2 separate regions of the Homo sapiens genome follow, and region 2 is linked to region 1. Evidence: chromatin contacts called from ENCODE Hi-C or POLR2A ChIA-PET data. All regions are on one chromosome and are shown on one strand. Each heading gives the region's core, a stretch centred on a gene start or an enhancer-like site at or near the end of the contact. The rest is flanking DNA. Distances are from core to core; before and after follow the strand shown.

Evidence for each region. A loop is a pair of places that touch in the nucleus more often than their neighbours do. ChIA-PET counts read pairs that join two places held with the same protein, here RNA polymerase II (POLR2A). Pooled maps may share reads with other maps.
Region 2: a map of chondrocyte shows a loop between it and region 1 (4-fold over the local background). The contact joins two enhancer-like sites. A Hi-C loop is called at or near these places in 1 of 168 maps with a recorded cell type or tissue (chondrocyte), 21 of 37 single-sample maps with no recorded cell type and 10 of 50 pooled maps. POLR2A ChIA-PET finds 5 or more read pairs at or near these places in 1 of 52 experiments (naive thymus-derived CD8-positive, alpha-beta T cell).

What each region holds. Positions count from the first base shown.
Region 1 is chr13:33,533,981-33,540,869 of GRCh38, reverse strand. It overlaps a transcript of STARD13 not described here. Among named protein-coding and RNA genes, the nearest start is that of LINC02344, 200 kb to the right of the region's middle. Within about 2 kb of position 3,034, at least 7 of the 41 ENCODE cell types and tissues checked have a DNase peak (open chromatin) inside an H3K27ac peak, as active enhancers do.
Region 2 is chr13:32,835,723-32,842,611 of GRCh38, reverse strand. All of the region lies in intron 4 of LINC00423 (long intergenic non-protein coding RNA 423), which reads left to right. Among named protein-coding and RNA genes, the nearest start is that of LINC00423, 72 kb to the left of the region's middle. RefSeq lists an enhancer at 5,052-5,211. Within about 2 kb of position 3,476, at least 8 of the 41 ENCODE cell types and tissues checked have a DNase peak (open chromatin) inside an H3K27ac peak, as active enhancers do.

The DNA of each region.
Region 1 (6,889 bases), core at 1,785-4,284:
GGCTCTGCATATTGATCAGCTCTCCTACTCCTTTGCTTTACTGACTTTGCCCTTTCCTTCTGTAATCCAAATATCTCATTCTTTTCCTTCCTCAAATTATCAACTTCCTCAACTAATGACTTTGCCTCACACTTTATTGAAAAAAGAATTGTGAGCATAAGCCAAGAATTTTTGTGTATTCCCACCATCGAATCTATTTGTGTCTGCACTCATCAAACATCCTTGTATAGGAACCCCCTTTATACATGGTATTGCTTTCCATAGTTTCAGTTACCAACTGTCAACCGAGGTCCAAAAATATTTAATGGAAAATTTCAGAAATATAAATTTTAAATTGCTAGAAGTTCTAAGTAGTGTGATGAAATCTCATGCTGCCTCTCTCTGTGCCTCCCAGAACGTGTATCCTCCCTTTGTTCAGCATCCACTATCACAGTTATCAACTATCACCATATCACTGAGCTTGGATTCAAATAACCTATATTTTCCTTAATAATGTCTCCAAGGCCCAATAGTAGTGATACTGGCAATTTGGATATGCCAAAAGAAGCCTTAATGTGCTTCCTTTAAGTGGAAGGTGAAAGTTCTCGACTTAAGGAATCACCTAAGGTCACTAGGAACCAAGTGGTTGGTAAGAATCAGTCTTCTATCTGTGAAATTATGAAGAAAGAAAAAGAAATTCGTGCATAATATATTTAGGGTAGGGTACTCTCTGAGGTTCAGGCATCCACTAGGTTCTTGGAACATTTCCCCTGAAGCTAAGGGGGAACTACTATAGTTTAAAAGGGTGACAGGTCTTTTTATCAAATGCCAACACTTGCTATTTTTAGTTTTTAGTTTTAGCCATTAAGTGGGTATATGTTCAAAACTTTTGCCCATTTTAAAACTAAGTTGTTTGTAATTGAGTTGTAGGAGTTATTTACATACTATGCGTATGACTTTTTTGTCAGAAGTATATGTTGTGAATATTTTTCTCCCAGTCTGTGGCCTGCTTTTTCATTTTCTTAAAAGTGTCTTTTAAAGAGCAGCTTTTGTTTGTAAGTTGTATATTTGTAGGGATTTGTACGTATCCAAATATTCATTAGCATAAAGCTGTTCATAAAATCCTCTCATTTCTGAGATTCACAATATATCTTATTTATGTTTACGATCCACTTAATTTTTAGTATGGCACAATAATGGTTGATAGTCATATTTTTCAAAATAGAAATCCTGTTATTCTGGTAGCATTCGTTAAAAAGATTATCCTTCATTGAATTACCTTGGCACCTTTATTAAAAATCTGCCGATCTTCTGAATTTCTATTCTATTCAATTTCATTGATAAATATGTCTGTTCTTAACCCAGTCCCACACTGTATTGATTACTGTAGCTTTATACGTCTTGAAATCAGATAGTGGAAGTATTTTTTTCCTCAAAATTACTTTGGCCATTCTAAGTCCTTTGCATTTTAATATAAATTTTTAAATTGTCATTTCAATTTCTAAAAACATCTGCTGGGATTTTGAATGGGATTCTGTTAAATTTATTCATCAGCTTGGAGAGAACTGACATCTTAAAAATACTGAGTTTTCCAATCTATGAACATGGCATATATCTCCTTTTATTTTGATCTTTAATTTCTGTTTGTAATTTTCAGCATACAGGTATTGCACATACATTGTTAAGTTTCTTCCAACACATTTCATGGTTTTTATTCTAAGTGTATTTTTTTAGTTTAAGTTTTCAGTTGTTGAATCATTTTATTTTAGTTCTAGAATTTTCTTATGCATAGATTCTACGTCTCTAGTATTAATAAATGCAAGGCCGGGCGCAGTGGCTCACGCCTATAATCCCAGCACTTTGGGAGGCAGAGGTGGGCGGATCACAAGGTCAGGAGATTGAGACCATCCTGGCAAACACGGTGAAACCCCGTCTCTACTAAATATACAAAAAATTAGTCCGGCATGGTGGCAGGCACCTGTAGTCCCAGCTACTCAGGAGGCTGAGGCAGGAGAATGGTGTGAACCCGGGAGGCGGAGCTTGCAGTGAGCCGAGATTATAACACTGCACTCCAGCCTGGGTCACAGAGCCAGACTCCGTCTCAAAAAAAAAAAAAAAATTAAATAGTTTGTGCCCATTAACTCCAGTATTTGGATCATCTGTGGATCTTGTTTCCATTATCTTTTTCTTCTGTTTCCTGGTATGCCCAGAAATTCTTTATGAAATGTTGTCTTTGTTTATGAAAAAAAAAAAAATACTGGGCTCTGAGTGGTGTTTTTTACTTTATGGAAGTATTTGTAGGATTTACTTTTGCTTCTATTAGGAAGCTAGGCTAAGGGCAGAGCACCTTAATCTAATATGGAAGTGAGATTATTTCAAACTGGTTTTTAGACTTTGTTAGGTCTCGTCTATTTCAGGTTCTTTCTTACTCCTGAGGTGACCCTTTCTGTGTCCCAGCTAAAAGCCGAGGTGTTAGGCCTTCCCTCTTTCGTGGGCCCTGAACTCGCATTTTTATTTTCTCAATCAGTGGACTCCTGAAAGCAATCTCTTCTCAGCTTCTCTGCTTCTTAGTTGCCATTATCTGTGTAACTTCTCAGCCTCTGAAACAACTTCCAAATTGATGAATAAGGTAAGGGGAAAAAGAGAGTCAAATATGGGCAGAATTTTCTGCACCCTTCTTCGGGATCTTGCCCTCTCAAGATCCTTTTTGTATTTTACTCAGATTTCCCTAGTTCTTCACGGTTCAGAGGCGGGGTCATTTTTTTTTAAATCCTCGTAATCTGAGAGTCTTTATGCTAATAAAGATAGGCTCATTTTTCTGAACTAGTGTCAATACTTTTTGTTTCTAAACATCAGAAGCAACACAGAAGACATGGAAGTGACTTTCCGTCTTAATTCCAGAGGTGTTTGTGGGGCCTCCTGGCAGTGGTACCCCCTTGCCACAGATGGGTTCCTAGGCAATGCCCTAGTTCTCTTTAGAGTTGGCCTGACTCTGTCTTCTGTATGGGGAAGCACCCTCTGTTCCTTTTGCTGAGAGATCAGGGTAGTTCTGTTTCCAGGCGAGCTAAACATGACTATGCTGTAGCTGTAAATTCAGTCTGTCACCTTTGGTACTCTTAAAATACAAGCATATGTTCTAGTCAGGCAAGAAGAAATACATCTTTTCTTTTCTTTTCCTTGTTGGTTTTTTAATTTTTTTTTTATGCCAGTAAAGAAATATACACTTCCCGGCCAAGCCCGAGAGTGGATTTGATTTTTTACCGTAATTTCAAGGAATAATTATATAAAACATTGCCCACAGGTCTGTGAGTGTACTGTAGAAAGATCGAATGATCAGGACTTAATCCAAGACCCCTCACTTTCTGCATGGGTGTAATTGAGCGTTATTTAACTTTTCTGAGCCTCAGTTTCCCTAAAGTGTCAAATAAGATACCTACTTGCCAAGACTGGGTTTTAATAAGATTGTTTGTAAAATGTCTGATACATAGTGGGTTCTTTATTGTTTTTAAAATTATTTATACAAACAGTTTTAACTTCAAGGGGGAATGTTAGTCATAACTTGTCTGCGTAGCAGCAGTATTTCGGAAACCACAACATTTCCAGATTTCTGCTCATCACTTAGTTTGTTTTATTCAGTAAACACTGATTGGACTCCCACTAAATGCTGAATGCTGCACTAGGACGCAAAACCAATGAAACAATAACCTTTCTCACAGCTATGTAAACAACTTGTTCATTTTATTGAAAGCCGTGCTCAGAACTGTTCTGGAAGTTTACTCATCTGTAGTGCTCAAGTCGTGGTATTTGCTCTCTTGCTGCTATTTAATGAATCCTGAAATTGTTTTTGTAACCTAAAATAAAATTTTTACTATGATAAAATAACCTAAAAGAAAATCTGATTAAAAAGTTTATTTAATGTGGAATAAAATTTAAAGCAGCTCTAATATGAATAGCAAGGGAATTTTGTTACTAACAAACCGATAGAACAATATAATGAGGCAGTTTCACTAAGACTGTATGACAAAATGGAACCTGAACTCTGCTCCAGTGTATTAATAATTAGTGTGACTTTTACAGAGATTGGAGTATAGGCTGTTATCAGACATCACAGGGAAGTTCTGTTCAGTAAGCTGGCAGAAGCAATTTCTTCTTTCTTTAAAGAGGAAAACCAGGTGGTTTTACAGTTGAGTGTTCGTTAAAAGAGGTATCTACCAGTTTTTCCCTTTTAATTCTGCTTTTCAGATTGTGCTAGCCCAGAGAGAGTTATAAATCCCTTGAATATAAGACATTGACTTCAGTTTTTATTGTCACCTCTCATATACATCCCTAATGTTTATCTAATTTTTATCTTACCAAGACAGCATAATCATTATGCAGTAAATATAGACTGAGTAATATTACAACATTCTCAGATTCAGGAGACTCTCCCATGATGGGAAAATATATTTCAGAATCAAATACTCTTATTTCCTAAGCTTCGTTTTCTTTATTATTTTTTATTAGTTTTCATTTTCCTAACTTATAGAATAAACAAATGCAGTTTGGAACAATTAAAAAGTTTCTTACAGTTATTGATGATAAAACAGTCCAAATGATGTTACACTAAATTTCATAAATTCCTGGCTTTAAAAATACGTATGATGTAATGGCATGTTAAATAATGGCCAGCACAATTTAGTTGTCTTATTTGCCATTTCTGTTTTGCTTCACCATTTTACCATTTTATTTTCCACCTTTGAGTCTTCAGTACTCTTAACTGTATCACTGAGGATTGACAATCCTATATATTTAATTTATTTACATGCACACACGGAAAATGGAATGTCACATCTAGAGTAGCTTTCCCATAACCCAGCTCTATTCATGTCCCCCAAATCACTGATGCTCTTATTCCAGATCATGATGAGGACCAACTGGGGTGTAAGCCTGACCTCTGTGTGTTCTATAAGGGATCACTCAGTCCTCTTCCATTCCAATAATTTAAGTATAGATTTTCGGACTGCCATCTCGCCTTGTATAATATGCTTAGATGGAATCAGTAAAACAAATGTGCCTTTTATTTCCCTGAATGGGATTATTGTAAAGAAACAAGAAGCCATCAATAAGGGGGCAAAGTTCCCTTTATCCCCAAAACACCAATAGTCACATTTGAGGGCTAGAACATATTTACTTCAGCTTTTGTGGTAAGAGAAAGAATGTAAGTTTTTTATGTTCAAAATAAAGTTGACCTTGGTGCAAAACAACCAATATGTTCTAAGAACTTTCTCCTCCTTTGGAGCAGGCCTTTGTTATATCTCTAATTAATATAATTAAGTTATTTTGAAAATCAAAACAATTAATTGATGTTTTTCTTTCTCATCTGCTCCTGGAAGTTGTATTTTTAAGTTACTAAAATACAATTTTATCTTTAATTGATTGCCTTTGATTCTCTGTGGTAAAACTTAAAATACAAAATATATTTTACTTAATTGTATCAATTTGAAATTGTTATAGTTCAAGAATATTTGTATGTAACTCTTCTAAACTTTGAAATCATCAATATTAAGTTTAAAGGAAGACTTGGGGCTAAAATTTCCAGTCAGTGCTTTTTTCACTTTTGCTTTTATTTTTGGCCAGTCGTATTCAGATTTATGTAATGAAGAAAACCCATTTGGTTCTCCTTTTTTTTTCTTTTTGAGACAGAGTTTCGCTCTTGTCATCCAGACTGGAGCACAATGGCATGATCTCGGCTCACTGCAGCCTCTGTCTCCTGGGTTCAAGCGATTTTCCAGCCTCAGCCTCCTGAGTAGCTGAGATTACAGGCATGCACAACCACACCAGGCTAATTTTTGTATTTTTAATAGAGATGAGTTTCACCATGTTGGCCAGGCTGTTCTCGAACTCCTGACCTCAGGTGATCCGCCCGCCTCAGCCTCCTAAAGTGTTAGGATTACAGGCGTGAGCCACAAACGGCCCGGTTCTCCTTTTATTATGTCCAGAATTTGGACATAACATCTTCTTTCATCAAGAAAATGGTACATTTTAATTTGTTCTGCTTTCCCTCTTTGGGGTTAGTGTTTCATTTGTCATGAATAGTTTGGATGGTAGATAACCATAACTTGAATAATAAAAGGAAAATAAGTTTTTATAAAATAATGTTAAAACAGGCCCAGTCCTTAATCTCATAGTGCTTATACTAGACACTTAGAAGAATTTAAATATATCCAAAGGCCACTGAAATGTTCTATAATCATTTTAATAGTGTTTCAACAGTGTATTCTATATATAAAAAAATACATTAGAAAAGGTTCCTTTTCTCCTGCTTAACATAGTACATGATCACAAAATACATGTATGAAAAAACAGCATGTAGTTTCAAATATCTTTAAAACAAGGATAAACAAGAGACCTTTTTAAAAATGTTGAAATCCAATGTCTACCTGTTGAATTACATTTAAAACCAGACAGAAAATACACACTTCTTTCTGTCCTACTTCTTCAACTATTTTCCCTGTCTGGTGCATAACATTCTTAAACTGCTTAGAGGAAACTTTACACAGAGCAATGCATCATCCAGTTAGTTCATGTGGCTCTCCCTGAGCTTGAATACCATTCCAAAGAAGATACTCTAAAAGTCTGATAACTCAAAATAATATAATTTGTAAAGGCCTAGTATTTTATGGTAGGAGACTCTAGGACATAAAATAGACATTCTATTGATGAGAAATCTGAGAGTATAGAAAAAGTGAAAAGTACACCCAGCTAACAAAAAGAGTGATTTCAGGGTTGCTAGTAGGCTTTCCTTGCTTGCCCCAGAGCATTCCTATTGTGATACCATCACTCCACTTATCTCTACTTATTGATCAGTTGTCAGTTACTTTTGAAAAGTCCTAAGCACAACGTTCTGACCAGAATTCTGATGAACATAAAG
Region 2 (6,889 bases), core at 2,227-4,726, 700 kb after region 1:
CTCAGAGGCTGCCAGCCACAGGGTATTTAGAAATGTGAAATTGAAGTTTGAGAGCAAGGGAGAAGTCATCTAAATGTAGATGAGGGTTAATATTATCAAAGGAAAGAGTATTGTGTGTGTGTGTGTGTGTGTGTGCGCGCGCGCACACACAATACTCTTTCCTTTGATAATATATACAAACACACACACACACACACATACACATACACACACACAAAGAGTATCCCTTATCTGAAATGCTTAGGACCAGAGATGTTTCAGATTTCGGATTTTTTCAGATTTTGGAATCTTTGCATATACATAATGAGATATCTTGGGGATGGACCCAAGTCTAAGCACAAAATTCATTTGTTTCATATATTCCTTTGTGTGTAGACTGAAAGTAATTTTATACAATTTTTTAATAATTTTGTGCATGAAACAAAGTTTATGTTAACATGAAACAAAGTTATGTTAAGTCCTTATGTGTGGAATTTTTAACTTGTGGTGTCATGTTGATACTCAAAAAGTTTTGAAATTTGGATTTCAGGTTTTCAGATTAGGAATGCTCAACCTCTAATGTATATGTGTATGTGTGTGTGTATATAGATACACATATATATATGGACATGGAGGATCAGTCACATTTAAAAATAAGAATAGGGAGGTAGAGAATAAATAAAATAGGGAAAAGGAGAACCTAGGGGATAATTCAACAAATCCAAGAGACCACCGCTTCCTTTAAAACCTAGGAGGGAAGTCATCTCCTCCAGGGAGCCCTCTTAGATTGACTGGGACCTATCTAATCCTCCACTAGTTATTCACTCAAAAGAGCCCAAGAGTCTATTATGTGCAAAGGCTACCGAGTGGAGAGGGACCTAACAGAGTCTCCAAGAAGCTTAGAAGTTAGGGAGTAAAGATGAATTGGTAAATAACTTTTTCAAGATGAAAAGCAGAAGTGACATGAGAGTGTTACACAGAAGAGACAGGAATCACCGAACTTCATGGTGGGAGACACGGCTTCCCCTGGGAAATGAGACTGATGTGTGGGTCAGGCTGGTCTCTAGTTTTCACTCCTGTGAATGTGCCACATTGGCTGGGGTCCCAGAACAGTGGGCATGGCTCCAGTTTGTCTCCCCAGCTGGGTCATGTAGCCGAGCTAAAGCACACCCAAGTTTTCCAGGCCTCTCCTACCTTCCTAGGGGGCCTGGATGGTGGCTTGCATGCCTCAACTCCCTGGAACTGCCTGCTGAGGGCAAAATTTCCTCTCAGGCGGTCGAACCAGCAGAAACACAGATGTAGCAGACCACCTGAAAGTAACTGCAGCATTTAGTGACATGTCTTCCACATTCTCAAGTCATTCAGCTCTTAGCAGACACAGGGCTGGATGGAAGCAGTCATTTTGTTCCCCTCGTTGGTCAAAAGATGCTTTTGATGAATCATTTCTTTATTTAGTTTTTAGATTGCATTCCACCTCAGGGGGAAAGCTCTCCAAATGAAACCGTTCATAAGACCAGGTAAAACCGCAGCAACTTTTAAGGCTATCCCTGAAGGTCAGCCAAAAGCCAGATCTCAGATTTCATTTGGAAATCTGCCAGAAGGGATGTTCTTGGATGCCGCGTGCTACCCACAGGGTCTTCCTGCCTCTCTCTGACAAGCCCCCTTGGATACTGCCTTGAAGAAAACAGTTTCTGGAAGTATAAGAAGGAGTACAATTGGTCGGGCGCAGTGGCTCACACCTGTAATCTCAGCACTTTAGGAGGCCGAGGCGGTTGGATCACTGGATTCAGGAGTTGAAGACCAGCCTGGCCAACATGGCGAAACCCCATCTCTACCAAAATATACACAAAAAATTAGTTGGGTGTGGTGGTGCACACCTGTAGTCCCAGCTACTCAGGAGGCTGAGACAGGAGAATCACTTGAACCCAGGAGGTGGAGGTTGCAGTGAGCCAAGGTCATGCCACTGCACTCCAGCTTGGGCAGCAGAGTAAGACCCTGTCTCAAAATAATTAATAATAATAATAATAATAATAATTTAAAAAATAAATAAATAAAGGCGGAAAACTGGACAAAGGAAAATAGCCATCAAGGGTCAAATTTCCCCTAAGAAAGGGTTTTCTGCTGACCAAGGACAGGATAAGGCAAGCACTCCTCACATTTCCACAGAGGAGAAAGGCGGGGAGCAGCTTGCTCTAAGCCTTAAGCAAAGTTGGGGGGACCACAGTGTGACTATCCCTAGCAAAGCCAGCCTCTGAGCTGACCACTATTATGACCTGCTCCCCATCTGCCGCTTGGAGGGACACTATTAGCAATTGGCAAGTTGCCAGTATCCCATTTATTGGCTCATTAATAATTCCTCTGGGCTCCCAAAGCAACCATTTGATTCCAAATAGATCACAAAATTCGCCACTGAGATATCTTTACCCTTTCTGACATTTCATGAGAGCAGAGGCAGAAATTCACACCGGAGAGTCTGGGAGTTGATACTGGAGACAGGGTTAATGTTCTCCTTTCCCCGAATCTACAGGGGCCTGGTTTGCTCTAATCTGCCTCCAGGAGGTGAGCCACCACCCTGGCTGGGCACTGCTCCACTTGCTTATGGTGGTACCTAGGGCCTTGCATCTCAAAGTGTGGTCCCCAGACCAGCAGCACTGGCACACCTCAGAAGATTCTTAAAAAAGCAGACTTTCAGGCCCCATCCCAGACCTATGGAATCAGATCCCGCATTGAAATAAGACCCACCCCACCAAGTAATTTATACACACCCTAAGGTGCTCTAATTTATTTGTAGGAATAAATGAATTTATCCCAAGAAAGTAATCAGATGCATGCACAGCTTGCAGGTACCCATGGGTTGAATGCGTCATTGCTTAAAAAGACAAAAACTGGGGCAGGGCCTGATGGCCCATGCCTATAATCCCAGCACTTAAAGAGGCCAAGGCGGTGGATCACTTGAGGCCAGGAGTTCAAGACCAGCCTGGCCAACATGGAGAAACGCCGTCCCTACTAAAATACAAAAATTAGCCAGGCATGATAGCACACACTTGTAGTCTCAGCTACTCAGAAGGCCGAGGCAGGAGAATGGCTTGAACCCAGGAGGCGGAGGTTGCAGTAAGCCAAGATGGCGCCACTGCACCCTAGCCTTGGGAACAGGGTGGGATTCTGTCTCAAAAAAAAAAAAAGGCAAAAACTGGAAACAAACCAAATGTATTGAAGCAATATTTATTTGAGTGCCTTCTATGTGACACTCAGAAAATAAGAGCTACAAAACAGAGACAGTCTTAAAAATATGGTTCATTTGGGGGGGATGGAAAATTGCATAGCCATTTTTTAAATACCTCTTTAAAAAAAGAAACCAAAACCTACTTCTAAAAGTAGAAGTAGGGCCTCTAAGGCCCTATTTCCTGCCTTCCAGGTTGGCTCAATTATTGTGACTGTCTCTAGGCAAACAGTTCGTGCAGGCTGCTAGGCTAAGGACATTTCCCTTTGCTAAACAAACAAGCAAATGCAGACAGGGCTCAGCTGCTGTAGCACATTGGAATTGCTTGTGAAATGAATTAAGATCCATTTCCAGGGCTGTGCTGTCTGAATGTAACTGCGGGCTTTCACCCCGCCCCCACCTTTCCCATCCCCCAAGGTATAGTCCACTCAATCTCAGGGGCACATGACCCTCTGGTTGTGATGTCCAAGGTGCTCAGTGGATTTACACGTCACTGTGTCCATTATTTTTCCTAAAAGGAAGACAGCTTAGATAAACACCTCCCTTTAAGTCAAATGTAAGTTTGTTCAACTACAGCCACAAGAAGGATAGCAAATTCCGGAGAAGGACCTTCTGGAGAACACAGCAATATTATCTCGCTGGCCCAGGGATGGGTTTGCAACTGCTCTCAATGGCTGCCGTACATCATCGCTTCACTGAGTATTGTCCAGGCAGAGCAAAGTCACTCAAGCAATACTTCTTATAATCAAGGCAAGTGGTCAGCGGCTGCCTTAAAAAAAAAAAAAAAAAGCCTGGAAATACAGTCCCCAGCCAGAGTAAAGATCCTCCTCTGCGACCTCACAGCCCAGCTGGATGGGACCCTGCAGCGCTCTCACCTCTCTGCTCAGGAAAATGTGGCTGCTGCGCGTCTCAGCCCAGCCGAATTTGATCTTGTGGATTTCATGTCTAATCTCAGCCTAGATTACTCGGGCTTGTTTGGCCCGCTCTAGCATGCCTGGTCTCTCTATTCTCTCTTGATTCTCTCCCATCCTTATTCATCCCTCACTCATTGATTGATTTAATTCAACAACCAAGCCCCCTGCTGTGCTGGATGTCAGATGTTCTAGGTGTGCTCAAATGAAGGCCCTTTTCATTTTCCGGAGGAGTTCACTTCCCATGTTGGGAGACAGTAACAGGAACAAATCAGGCTGCCTAGGTGTTCACGATGTCACCAATATTGGGAAGTTACATTTTGTAATATTTTAATAAAAATAGCTTTTCTGAGCCCAACCCCCTCCCACCGCCTACTGATCTTTGGCTCTTAGTTTCTGCGCCTTCCAAATTCCCTCCTCCATAGCTCACCTGGCCTTGAGGCTTTTACAAACTGCTCTGGCCTGCATCCTGGATCTCACTCTAGAAACCACTCTGCTGGGGTCATTCCGGCAGAGCACCCAGCTTCCCCTCTCTCTGTGGCAGAAAAACCTGATTCTCTCCCACTTTGTCATGAAAAGTCCCTTCCCTGCCTGCGTATCTCTCCAGCTCTTGCCTTATAAGTTAGAAGGCTCATTGGGTTGACTGCTAACCAAGCGCCATCTAGTAGAAGACTCCAGGTTTTGACAGTGCAAATTACAGTCTTTTAACGGGATCAGATTCTCAGGCCCCTCCCCCTCTTAATAGCACCTCTGAGCAGAAAGATGCAGTGGAGATTTATCTCATTTATGCTTTGACTCATGACACACATGTGCATGCACGCTCACATATCTTCATACACTCATTTACACATGCACTTACATACACACACATACATAAACACATACATACATACTCACACTCATGTACACACACACACGCACTCATGCATATGAACATCTTCTAGAAGGAGGAAGCAAATTGTGTTAGGTTTCTAGTCTTTCCCTTCCTGCTATAGACAATTGCAATGCAAATATGACAAATGATACAGTCAGAAGCAGATTTATCCTGAAGATAATGAAGCTTAAGCAACTGGGCTCTTTACTTGCACCAGACTGGTTCCTGGGGTGGTCTAGGTGGGGAGTGGAAGTCAGGTTGCAAACAGGAGGCATTTCTGAAAATGTCCCTAAAAATATCTCTGAAGAATGAGACCTGGATATCTAAAACTCTAGTAGTTTTTGTGATTTCTTTTCTTATGCTAGATAAATATTTGCATTCCTAGCTGCTATATGTGAATGTCTGTACCCCAACCCCCCACACATCACATTCACATGGTGAAATCCAATCCCCAAAGTAATGGTACTTGGAGGTGGGGCCTTTGGGAGATGGTTAGATCATGAAGGCAGAGCCCTCACAAATAGGATTATTACCCTTATAAAAGAAGCCCCAGAGAGCTCTCTTGTCCCTTTCACCTGCGGGGACACAGTGAAAAGACAGCCATTTATGAACCAGGAAGCAGACCCCCACCAGACACCAAAGCTGCCAGCACCTCCATCTCGGACTCCCCAGCCTCCAGAACTATGAGAAATAATTTTTTTTTGTTTATAAGCCACACAGTTTGTGGTCATTTGTTATAGCAGACCAAACAAAGAATCTAGCCAATTTTCAGCCAGGCGCTGAAACTCATACCTGTAATCCCAGCACTTTGGGAGGCCGAGGCGGGTGGATCACTTGAAGTCAGGAGTTTGAGACCAGCATGGCCAATATGGTGAAACCCCATCTCAACTAAAAACAAAAAAATTAGCCGGGCGTGATGTCACATTGCCTGTAGTCCCAGCTACTCAGGACGCTGAGGCAGGAGAATTGCTTGAACCCGGGAGGCAGTGGTTGCAGTGAGCCAAGATTGCACCACAGCACTCCAGCCTGGGACACAGAGCGAGACTCCATCTCAAAAAAAAAAAAAAAAAAAAAAAGAATCTAGCCAATTTTCTATTTGTGATTTTATATTTTTTGCTTAAAGAGGCTCCCCCAAATTATATTTGCTTCAGCTGCTACAAAATCTGAACTTATTCCTTTTTGCATTAAAACAGGAATTCTCAGTCTTGCCACTGTTCACATTTGGAGTTGGATAATTATTTGTTGTGGGGGCTGCCCTGTGCACTGTAGGATGTTTAGTAGCATCATTGACCTCTACCACTAAATGCCAGTAGCACTTTCCCCTACCTCCTTGCCAGTTGTGACAACCAAAATCTCCAGACATTGCCAAATGTGCCCATTTGAGAGCCACCATCATAAAAGGTTACAAAAGAAGCTATAAAAGAGGTTACAAATGGCTATAAAAGCAGAGGAAGAGAATCAAGATGGAGAGGTGAGTATGAAAGGAGGGACAGGAGCTTTGGAAGAACAGAGATGTTGTGAAGAACATAGTGAGCACTGGGTCTAGGGAAGACAAGGAAGAAAAGCAATAAAGGAATATGTGTAGATACGTAGTCTGGGGTGGATGGGGGAATCCCATGGCATAAATTTTATTAGGAAAGGTAATGAATTTGGTTTGACATTTTGTGTTAGGTACCCCACGGGGAGGGATATATAGGAGGAGTTGTATAGTAAGTTGATGGATATGGGGATCAAAAGAGAAATCAAGACTGAAGATTAATACATAAATTTGGTCCTTGTCAACTACATGGAAATTGAAGCCATGAGAAAACAAATTTTTGCTTAAAGACAGTGAAAAAAGCCAAAGACTAAATTCTAGGGAACATGAACTCTGGGTGGGAAGAAGAGAATCAACCAGTGAAAGAT